Regions from separate parts of the Homo sapiens genome. Here region 1 is linked to region 2. Evidence: read pairs that join two places in POLR2A ChIA-PET (ENCODE). Cell type or tissue: OCI-LY7. All regions are shown on one strand. Region 1 overlaps CLPTM1L (CLPTM1 like). Region 2 overlaps LPCAT1 (lysophosphatidylcholine acyltransferase 1).

Evidence for each region. ChIA-PET counts read pairs that join two places held together with the same protein. Peaks named below come from ENCODE experiments on the same cell type or tissue, not always from the same donor. Only the 100,000 strongest peaks of a DNase experiment are listed, where the experiment ranks them.
Region 1: POLR2A ChIA-PET joins it to region 2 with 5 read pairs; 5 of 35 experiments call an interaction of 5 or more read pairs at or near these places.

The regions. Positions count from the first base shown.
Region 1 is chr5:1,319,034-1,324,033 of GRCh38, forward strand. It overlaps CLPTM1L (CLPTM1 like), which reads right to left. Exons shown (of 17, transcript NM_030782.5): 12 at 4,754-4,836; 13 at 3,844-3,878; 14 at 2,731-2,786; 15 at 2,602-2,646; 16 at 1,583-1,698. Among named protein-coding and RNA genes, the nearest start is that of MIR4457, 12 kb to the left of the region's middle. RefSeq lists an enhancer at 916-1,060 and a cis regulatory region at 988. In OCI-LY7, no CTCF peak of the experiment used is centred here; no DNase peak of the experiment used is centred here; H3K27ac peaks cover 437 bases.
Region 2 is chr5:1,482,938-1,487,937 of GRCh38, forward strand. LPCAT1 (lysophosphatidylcholine acyltransferase 1) reads right to left here. Exons shown (of 14, transcript NM_024830.5): 6 at 491-549. Among named protein-coding and RNA genes, the nearest start is that of MIR6075, 25 kb to the right of the region's middle. In OCI-LY7, no CTCF peak of the experiment used is centred here; a DNase peak (open chromatin) is centred at 2,234; H3K4me3 peaks cover 419 bases; H3K27ac peaks cover 1,164 bases.

The sequences.
Region 1 (5,000 bases), 160 kb before region 2:
TTTGCAGGTCTGGAGCCATTAACACAGAGCCTGAGTACAGCACAGTTTCAGGCACGCCCCGGGCCACCTGCGAGGACTTGGGAGCCACTTGAAGGGCTCACAGTTGAGACAACCACACCAGGCGCAGCAGCGTCCGGGGCTCCGTGGCTTGGACAACCTCAGGCTCTGCAGGGGGCAGGCGGCCAGCTGGGGGATCTGAGAATGGTGAACGGGGGACAGGAACCAAGCCCCGTGTGAGTGTGAGTGTTGCTTATGGTGAAATAGCCCTTCCCGCTGACACAAGCTGGAGCTCCCGTGCAGGGGCTGCACGAGACAGCAACAGGGTGGGGGGGGGCAGCCGGCGGCCAGGCCTGGAGAGCTGGGCAAGGGCGGCCATGAGCCACTGTGTGGATGTGCCAACTGCACCCGAACAAAGAGTTAAACCAGGCAGAACCATGCCAGCCTCATGCTGGCTGGGACAGAGGCTCTGAACACCTGGCGAGGTTGAGTGTGGAGACAGGGCGGGGACGGGAGCACTGCGCTCCCCAAGGGCCGGCACCCCGGACCTAGGCAGGACCCGCCAGGACGGCCTGGGGGAAGAGGATCCCTCTCCTGCACTAGTAGGATGGCCCCAGGCCCTGAGGGAAGGGCACAGGGAAGTGTCACAGCCGTGGTGTGTGAGGTGGCCTCCTGGTCGGGGGAGGGAGATGGGAAAAGGGACCTTGAGGGCCAGAGAAAGGACACAGCCAGGAGGCTCTGAGACACTTGGCAGCAGGTCTTGGGGGTGACACACACTCCTTCGACCCCTGGACAAGGCCCTGGGGCCGGCACTGGAGGTGAGGGCAGTGCTTGCAGTGGTCCAGATGCAACCCTCCCGAGGGGAGCCCCAGATCCCTGGCTCCTACCCTGGCACAGCAGAGCTGGAGGGAGGTTTTGCTGACTGAGAGGGCAGATGTCAGCCCTGGAGGGAAGCGGGAGGCCCAGGGTGGGGCCTGAGCCTCTGCATTTGGAAAATTCCGAGGCCCGGGGTGGGGCCTGAACCTCTGCCTTTAGAAAATTCCACAAAGCCTTTTCCTCAGCCGTCAGCCTTCAACCTGAAGGCCAAGCTGAGAGGTCCACGCAATGCAGTCTTCAGAGGCCCTGGTGGCTGGTTTAAGGGGTGCGGCCAATGCTGAGGTGAGTGAGCTCCCCAGTGACATTGTGCCCTGCAGGTCCACACTGCTGGCTGGACACTTCGAGGCTAGCGCCAAGTATGGATTAGCCATGCTACGGTCTCTGTTCTGCTCAATAGCAATGACTGTGAATAGGTAAATAAATCGCTTAAGGAGAGACATTTGCTTTCAGTGGCTCATCAATAATTCACATAGAAACGAGCATTTCTAAAGCACAGTGAGGAGACAGAGCTGGAACAGTTTCTTGCCAGGACATATCATGGGCAACTGGAACCCAAGTTTAGGCAAGACAGGAAAAACCACCACCTGCAAATTATCTTTTCCCTCAAATGGATAAACAGGCGCAGGGTGCGGTGAAAGCCGTCATTCCGTTCAGCAGCAGCCACGCCGCTGAGACGGAGCAACGGCCGAGCATACGCAGCCGCACTCACCACCGCTGGTACAGGTAGACCAGAAACACCACGTCGTCCCGGAAGCAGGCCAGCCGGTGAGACGTGGGCATGGTGATGATGAAGGCAAAGACGTCATCAATGAAGGTGTTGAAAGCCTGCAGGGCCAGACGGGAGGAGGGTGAACCCCAGTTGCTGGGGCTGGAATCCTACTGTTTTTGGTAACCTAACCAAGCCAACGGCTTTTGGCAGATGCTTGGAACTAACTGGAACTCCTCACAGCAACAACAAAAAGAGCAGAAAGCCGGCAAGTGGAGATACGGAGCTCTGTTCCCTCATGGGCTCCCCACAGCTGCTGGCACCCGACACACTGCGGGTCTTGCCCAGGCTCCCACATCGGGGAACCCAAAGAGAATGGCCTGAAACCAGAGCCAAGGCTGGAGCCGCCCGAGACAGAGCCAAGGGCAGAGCCACCTGAGACCAGAGCCAAGGTTAGAGCCGCCCGAGACCACAGCCAAGGGGAGAGCCAAGGGCAGAGCCACCTGAGCATTGCCCTTTCCTCTGGGAGCTTGTAATTGACTTCAGAAAAGTGCAAATCATGTCCCATTAACTCAGCTCCGCCTGCAATGCCGAGGCACTTCTAATCCCACACGGAGCCAAGGGGGCCTCCACAGCTCTGCCAGCGGGGAATGGCCACGGCCCATGGGGGCTTCCATTCCTGCCTGGGAGGCCTGAATCCGTTGTCCCCAGGCACCGGTTACTGAGCCACAGGGGGTCTGTGTCTTGACACATGTGCTAAGAAGAAACATAAACACTAAAAAAGAAAAAGAAAACCAAATCTGTGACAAGTGAGAGAACCACCCCAGTCTTTCAGGGTCTGAAGTTACTCTATAGCTCTTCGCTTTTTTTTTTAAAGGAGCCTCCTCAATATTCTTCAATGAAAGGGACAGGTGCAGATGCACTCTGGGCAGAGATGGCCCCAGTAATGCTGTTGGCTGGAAGACGCCCTTGCTCACGCTCTGCTCAGTGAGAAGGGATTCCTCACCGGCTGTCACACTCACCTTGTAGGTGAAGGCCTTCCAGGGCAGATGTGCCACTGACTTCAACTGAAACAGGAGAGACAGGCCCAGGTCAGCTGTGGGCAGCACAGGAGACGGGGGCCGGGCCGCGGGCAGCACACACCGCCTTACCTTGTAGTTCACAAAGAGCTGGGGCAGCATGAAGAGGAAACCAAAGGCATAGACCCCTGCAGAAAGACAGACAGCACTCACGAGGTGCGGAGGGCCGGGCTGCCACATCTACGCACAGACGGCACTCACGAGGTGTGGAGGGCCGAGCTGCCACGTCTATGCATAGTGGGCAGAAAACAAGGTCTGCTATCCAGACAACTTCAGAGTCCATCATGGTGTGAAGCAGCTTTCTGGCTGGTAAGTTTATCAAGAGTCTACGACAACTTTGGAGAGCAAAGCTCTTCTATTTATTAATCAGTGTAACTGCTGCCCACGGGGTCAAGTCAGTGAGAGCACTGGAGCACCCTGGGGCTATGAGGACACGGCCTCCTGACCCACAAGGTCCTGCCCCAGGGGTCAGGTGTGGGACTCCTACCAGGGAGGACGGCAGTGCGGGACCCACCTGCTCTGCACCAGACAGGCCCTCGCCCTTAATGCTCACGGGACCACTTCCCAAAGAGACCACAAAGCTGCGATCAGGGCTGGTCTGGTGGGGCTGGGGGATGGACACAGCAGCCCATGCAGCTGAAGGTGCCACCTGGGGCAGGCGGGCCTCCCAGGACATGTGGCCCCGAGCACAGGGCCCTGCAGGGTCCCCACACTGCATCTGCAGGAGGGGGCGCGCCGTGCACCAGAGCCTGGTGCTTCCATTTGCTCTAAGGAACCAGACGTGGATGGTGTTGTTTTAATGCTTAGGTTTCCTTGTTTCCATGAAGAAAACAGACAACAGTCATGCACCACACAATGCTGTTTTCATCAGCGATGGACACATATACCAGGCGGCTGCACCACACAGCCTGGCGTGGAGGGGCTGCCACATCTGGTGTGAGCACTCCCTGTCGCTTGTACAAGGACCTGTTTCTCAGAACCAGTCACTGTTGTGAAGCCACGCAGGGCTTTATCTGCTCACAGCCTGGGGGGAGCCCTGGGCACCGCACATGTGCCAGAACAGGGTGGGGAGGGATTAGCCTCAAATCACAGGGGGGCTTGCCACACTGGGTTTCAATGCAAGAACAATTAAATCGCTGCCTGCTGGAAACACTAGTACTGAAGCAGGGAAGCACATGGACTCACCGTTGACGAAGCTGTTGATTAACCAGGAGTACCAGCTGAAACGGAAAAAAAAGGAGAAGTCCTATTTCTCGCATAGCTTAATATCTGTATTAAATTGATGAAAAATAATTCTTTCATTAAAAATCCTCTGAAAATACCCAGATGCTCTCACGGCAGCTCGGCAGCCAAGAGCAGCAGTGCTGAGCCTGGTTCTCAAGCTGGAGATAGCGCTGAGCACCCCCGGCCGGGCAGCAGAGGCCGGGCACTCCAGGAACCCCTCAGCTCAGGGCCAGCACCCCACCTGGGCAGCAGAGGCCAGGGGCTCCAGGACCCCTCTCAGCTCAGGGCCAGCACCCTGCCCGGGCAGCAGAGGCCGGGCACTCCAGGAACCCCTCAGCTCAGGGCCAGCACCCCACCTGGGCAGCAGAGGCTGGAGGCTCCGGGATCCCTCTTGGCTCAGGGCCAGCAGCCCACCTGGGCAACAGAGGCTGGGGGCTCCGGGATCCCTCTTGGCTCAGGGCCAGCACCCCACCCGGGCAGCAGAGGCTGGAGGCTCCAGGACCCCTCTCGGCTCAGGGCCAACACCCCACCCAGGCAGCAGAGGCCGGGGGCTCCGGGAACCCTCTCAGCTCAGGGCCAGCACCCCACACGGGCAGCAGAGGCCAGGGGCTCCAGGACCCCTCTCAGCTCAGGCCCAAGCCTCCCATGAAGCCTGGTGGCTGGAGTCAGTCCTCTCAGCTACACCTTACCAGGGGGACACTGAGGCCCAGAGCCCACCGTGTGCAGCTGCAGGGGCAGGACCCCTCCCAGGCGCTGGCCCAAGTGCCCCGGCCCCGAGTTTGCCCTCCAGTCGCACCCCGCTCTGGCTCAGTCATCCAAATGGCTTTCTCAGGGGAAAGACGCAGCAGGGGAAGCGTGTGCGGCCTCCTACCTCTTATATTTGATATTCAGGAGTGAATAGACAGCACCCCCGACACAGAGAGGGTACAGCAGGTATGACAAGTACTTCATGGCCTGCAGGGAACAAAGATGGCTTCCAGTTAGAGGCCCAAACGCCAAGCCTCTGTAAACACACTGCATGGAGCTCACCCCGACAGGGACAGACAGAACGAGCTACAGCGCTCAGGGTGGCAGGGCTGCTCTGCAGGGGGCGGCGTGAGGGGCACAGGCAGGGCATC
Region 2 (5,000 bases):
ACCACAGAAATGACAAAGTCACCTCCTTTCTCTCCAGCTGCCTCCGCCTTCCAGAACTTAAATGTTCTTAATTTTTAAACTTCCTGGAGCATGAACTGGGTACTGAAAGCTGCTGGGGGCCCTGGCCGGTGATGTGGGGTGGAGGGGTTCCCTCTCCAAAATGTCAGGTTTGGCACACAGAGGAAAGGGCAGCTTTGTCAGGAGCTATGGAAGCAGGGCTCTGGAACACTGGGGACCACTGTGGAATCATGGGGTTGATCAGGGACACGTGCATAGAACAGGCCGCACTCAGGAACGTGCCGAGCCCAGGGCCCGGGCCTGTCCTGCCCTCTCCAGCGCTGAGGCCGGATGGACTCAGCATGGCCAAGTGTGGGCTGTGGCGCAGATAAAGGGTGTGGAGAGACAGAGACACAGGTGCACAGAGGCAGCTCGCAGTTCCCGTTTCCCGGAGAATTCCCCTGGAAGCTGACCCCAAAAAAACACAACTCACCAGTTTATTTGGATATCGTAAAACCACAGGCTGGACGGGCGCTCCAGGGATGAATGCACCTGCCGAGAAAGGAACAGCGGTGTTGCCCATGGCAGCCCACGCAGGACAGCGTCTGCTGCGTTTCTCATGCTGCCCTTGGGATAAAAGTGAGCTTTTCTGTCTAGGCCTTCCTGGTCAGCAAGGGCACTCCATGCCTGGACTATCTCAACATCTGTCCTGACCGTAAACACCCAGCGCCACAGCACGGATGGGCAGGAACATCGGCCAGGGGCGCTCCCCGGCCAAGGAACACTTTCTGTTTTAACATCGCGCACGAGCTGGAAGGCGTCTGTGGAGGGACACTTGCTATTATAACATTGCGCACGAGCTGGAAGACATCCGTGGAGGGACACTTTCTGCTGTAACATCGCGCACCAGCTGGAAGGCGTCTGTGGAGGGACACTTGCTATTATAACATTGCGCACGAGCTGGAAGACATCCGTGGAGGGACACTTTCTGCTGTAACATCGCGCACCAGCTGGAAGGCGTTGGTGGGAAGTGGGGGTCCTCATCACCGGCCAATGCTCACCCACCTGACGGGGTTAGGGTCTGCCCTCACCAAGCACATACACCTGCCTCGGGGCCCCACCCGCCGCCCTCACCTGCCCCTGGGGCTCAGCTCCAAGGACGGGCGGATTTGGTCACAGCTGCAGCAGGACTTGCCCGGGATCTGCCTCTCTCTCTGAGTGGCTGCCACCTGATGGGCTCCCAAGGAATCAGGAGGAGCCCCAGCGAGGCCCAGCTAGAGCCACAGGCCGCAGAGGCTCAGGAACTTCCCCGTTCCCACTGGAATTGTGGCTGTACCCAGCAGCCGCTCCGCCTTCTCACTGGCCGGAGTTGTGCCCTTGCGGGCTGGAGCAAGGCACCATGGACTCTGTGGATGATTGTTTCTATTTTAAATTCTATTTAAATCTCTATTGAAAGAGTTTTTTTTTAACTGGAAAACTCAGGCATCAGAAGTACTCAAGTTTTAGAACAGGACAGGCGGTCTGAGAAGGGCTCCCCTGCCTGGCGACCTGAGGCCAGGCGAGTGAATCCCCAGGCAGCGCGTTCCTCCCAGGCTGCCAGCGAGTGCCACTATGTGGTCAGGAATTTGCGGTTGGTCCTGGCTGCGGGATTCTGCACAATTCTGGGAGAATGGAGCCCATGCTTGCCCCTAGGGCTGCCAGGAGCATCTGTCCCTAGGGCCAATTCTCCCTTCACGGTGGCCTGAGGCCAGAGGCCCGTGTCAGGGCTGAAACCTCGAGCTGACCGCCCAACCCACTCAGCTTTCGTCTCATGCAGGACATCCACCTGCAGCCTTGGTGTCCAGCTGGCACCCCAAGTCCCTGGGCCCGTGTGCCGCAGCTTCCCCTGTGTCCAGGGCTGGGTTGCCCCCTTCCTGCTGTGGGCTCAGCAGCACCTGGGAGCAAGCTCATGCAGTTCACCCAGCACTTCTGTGTGCCCAGGTGGACGGGTGGCTGTGTCAGGGGAGGCGGAGGACGGCAGGGCTGGCACAGACCCAGGCTCAAGCCCCAGCTCCAACGCCCGGCAGCCGAGTCCCAGCCCCTGAGACACGCAGTGTGGAGGAAATAGTCCTCATTGCCTGGGACCGAGCCCAGGAGCTCGCGTGGAGTGCCGAGACCTGCTGTGGGTGATAATGGCTCTGCTGCTACAGCTCAGCCGACCATCCCGACCATGTGTCAAGGGGACATCACTGAAACTCAGTAAGAATCAAAGGAAACCTCAACACCCTGGGGACCTCTCAGGAAAGTCCCCAAGAGCACAGAAACCCCCCATGAGCCTGAAAGGTCAGTGACTTCATGGAAACCCCGGTGGGAAAGTCTGCAGGGGTCTCTGGCCTCCCTAGTCTCCCAGGGGCCCCTGAGGGTCAGCAGCACCCAGACCCCGCCAGCACTGTGCACCCAAGGCAGGCTGCACAAGGGCCAGGCTGGGAGAAACCAAGATGAGGCAGTCAGAGCCCAGGGCTTCTGAATGCAGGAACAAGGCAGAGGGGAGGAGGTACGGGCTTCTAAACTGCACAGAAACCTCCATATTCACACATAGCTTGTGCTGGGCATGGGTCTAACGTCACTAGTTGCAACAATGAGGCTGGAAGATGGCTCAACAGGGACCCCTGAGGCCCCCAGAAGGCCATCACCCCTTATTCACCCTGACCATCCCCCACAGCCCACCCCACAGGAAGAAACAGTCCACCATGGCCCAGGGAGAGCCGTGTCCACATCTGCTCACAGCCTGTGCAGGGAGGCCGCTGCGGCCCAGGGACAGCCACATCCATGTTTGCTCACAGCCCGTGCAGGGAGGCCGGGGAGAGCCACATCCATGTCTGCTCACAGCCCGTGCAGGGAGGCCAGGGACAGCCACATCCATGTCTGTTCACAGCCCGTGCAGGGAGGCCACTGTGGCCCAGTGAGAGCTGCGTCCACTTCCAACAGCCACATTTGGTAGGCCCGCCTCTGCATCCTCGGGCTGTCAGTGCCATCGCTGGGCCCACGCAGCATCCTAGGGCCTTCTCACTGTCTTCGTTCTGCTCTGAGAGCTTGGAGCTGGCAGGCAGGTGGGGTGTGGGCATGTGGAGGGCGTGGGCCCAGGACCTTCCAGGAGGGGTCTCCAGGTACCCAGTCAGCCGATCCTGCTCTAGTGCCCTCTGACAAGGAGGGTGAGTGTGGGCACTGGAGAGGAAGGCCCCACATGGGCCTGTTTCAGGAGCAACTCAATCCCTGCAGAGCCCTGAGGGTCCCAGCCCTGCTGGAACCCACCACATCCAGCAGACCCCACAGGGCTCTGCTGAGCTCTATCACCCCCACCTCAGAGGCGGCACCCCTGGCCTGGGTCAGAACAGGGGGACTCAGGTGGACAGTGCAGCACAGACAAGAGACACTCAGGAGAAAGAAGGCACCTGGGCCCAGGAGGACCCTGCTGGAGGCTCCAGGAGCCTGAGGCTGGAGGCTGGGCCCAATGCGGGAAGGTCTCCGGGGATGAAGGCGGGGAGTCAGCAGTGGTGCCCAAACGGGTGACCCCAGCAACGTGACCCCAACATCAGGCGATGTGATGAAAGGTGGAGGGAGGGTCTGAGTGGGTGGGCCGCCATGGAGCTGGGGCAGCTGGAGCCCAAGGCAGCAGGCAGGTTGTGGGTGCCTCTGTTGTCAGGCTCAAGGCGGGAGACGCTCACGGCTCTGGAGGGCTCCACCACGAGGCGTCAGGATCACGCACCACACACCAATTTCACCTCCAAACAGGAGGCTCCAAACCTCACTAAGAAGTACCCAGCTAAGACGCATGAGGGCCTGAGAGATTCCGAACACGTGACTCGAGGCAGCCGGAAACCCGGGCCTGCAGGTGACACGCAGAACTCATGGCTGGACCCACTGGAAATGGAGACGGGGAAAGGATCAAGCCACCGTGTCATCTCCCCAGACCCCGTGGAACCCACCTGGGGCACAGCGAGCGCCCTTCCTGGACTGCACACAGTGAGCTCCTACTGGGCACCGCCATGAGTCCCCTCAGTTTCGTGATATGCGTTGAGAGGTGCTCACACGCCCTCCTCACGTCTACACAAGGGCCGCCAGCTCCAAAGGGCAAGGCGATGGCCCTCCCCAGGGGCCTCCCTGCAGGCACGAGGCTCCACTCCCGAGGAACACCTGCCCTTGAAGACAGGGCCCAGCAGTGACCCCAGCCCCACACCTTGTCAAGGAACAAGACCTGACGTACTTGCCAGCTGTCTTCTGCCTGGGGCCTTGGAAACACGGCCCACTTTTGGCCTTCACCAAGGTTGCCCACAGGCCACGCCCAGGCACGGACCCAGTGTGGTGGGGGCACACGGATTCGTGGTCACCGCGTGCCGCCTCCACCCTCTGCATCTCTGGTTCTGATCAGAATGACTCAGAACCACGCGTGGTGAAGACAATGGAACGGGAAGACCCAGTACCTTCCAGTGAGCTGCACCTTGAAGCCTCTGGAAGCAAAACCTGCCATCTGCCTGCTGCACCAAGGAGGGTGGAGGGTGAAAGCACGCGCATCTGAGCTGGAGGAGGATGGCCACAGGCTCGGAAACCCCGGCGGCACACGTAGGTGAGTGACTGCACACTTTCTCGACCCAGCTCCCATAAATGTCCAGACACTCAGGTTGTGCGGCCCCAGAGGCACGGCAGCCGGTGCCAGTGTGAGCGAGGAACTGGCTTTTCCACGTGACTCTGATCCAACCACAGAGAACAGGTCTGCATGCCCCAGTATGGACACAGTTGATGAAAGCCACTACTTTCTAAAGTAGCCCAAGGGAGACGACAGGATCCAGGTGGACCCTCTGACACGCCCAAGGGTGTGCAGAATTCCAAACAGACTCAGCGCAAAAAGAACAGTGGACTCTGCTGCCTGCTCACTGCCACACTTCCCACGTCAGGGGTGCAGACACAATACTAGACCCAGGTAACCGCCGCGGGAGAGACCCAAGTTCACACGCATTTGAGTCCCC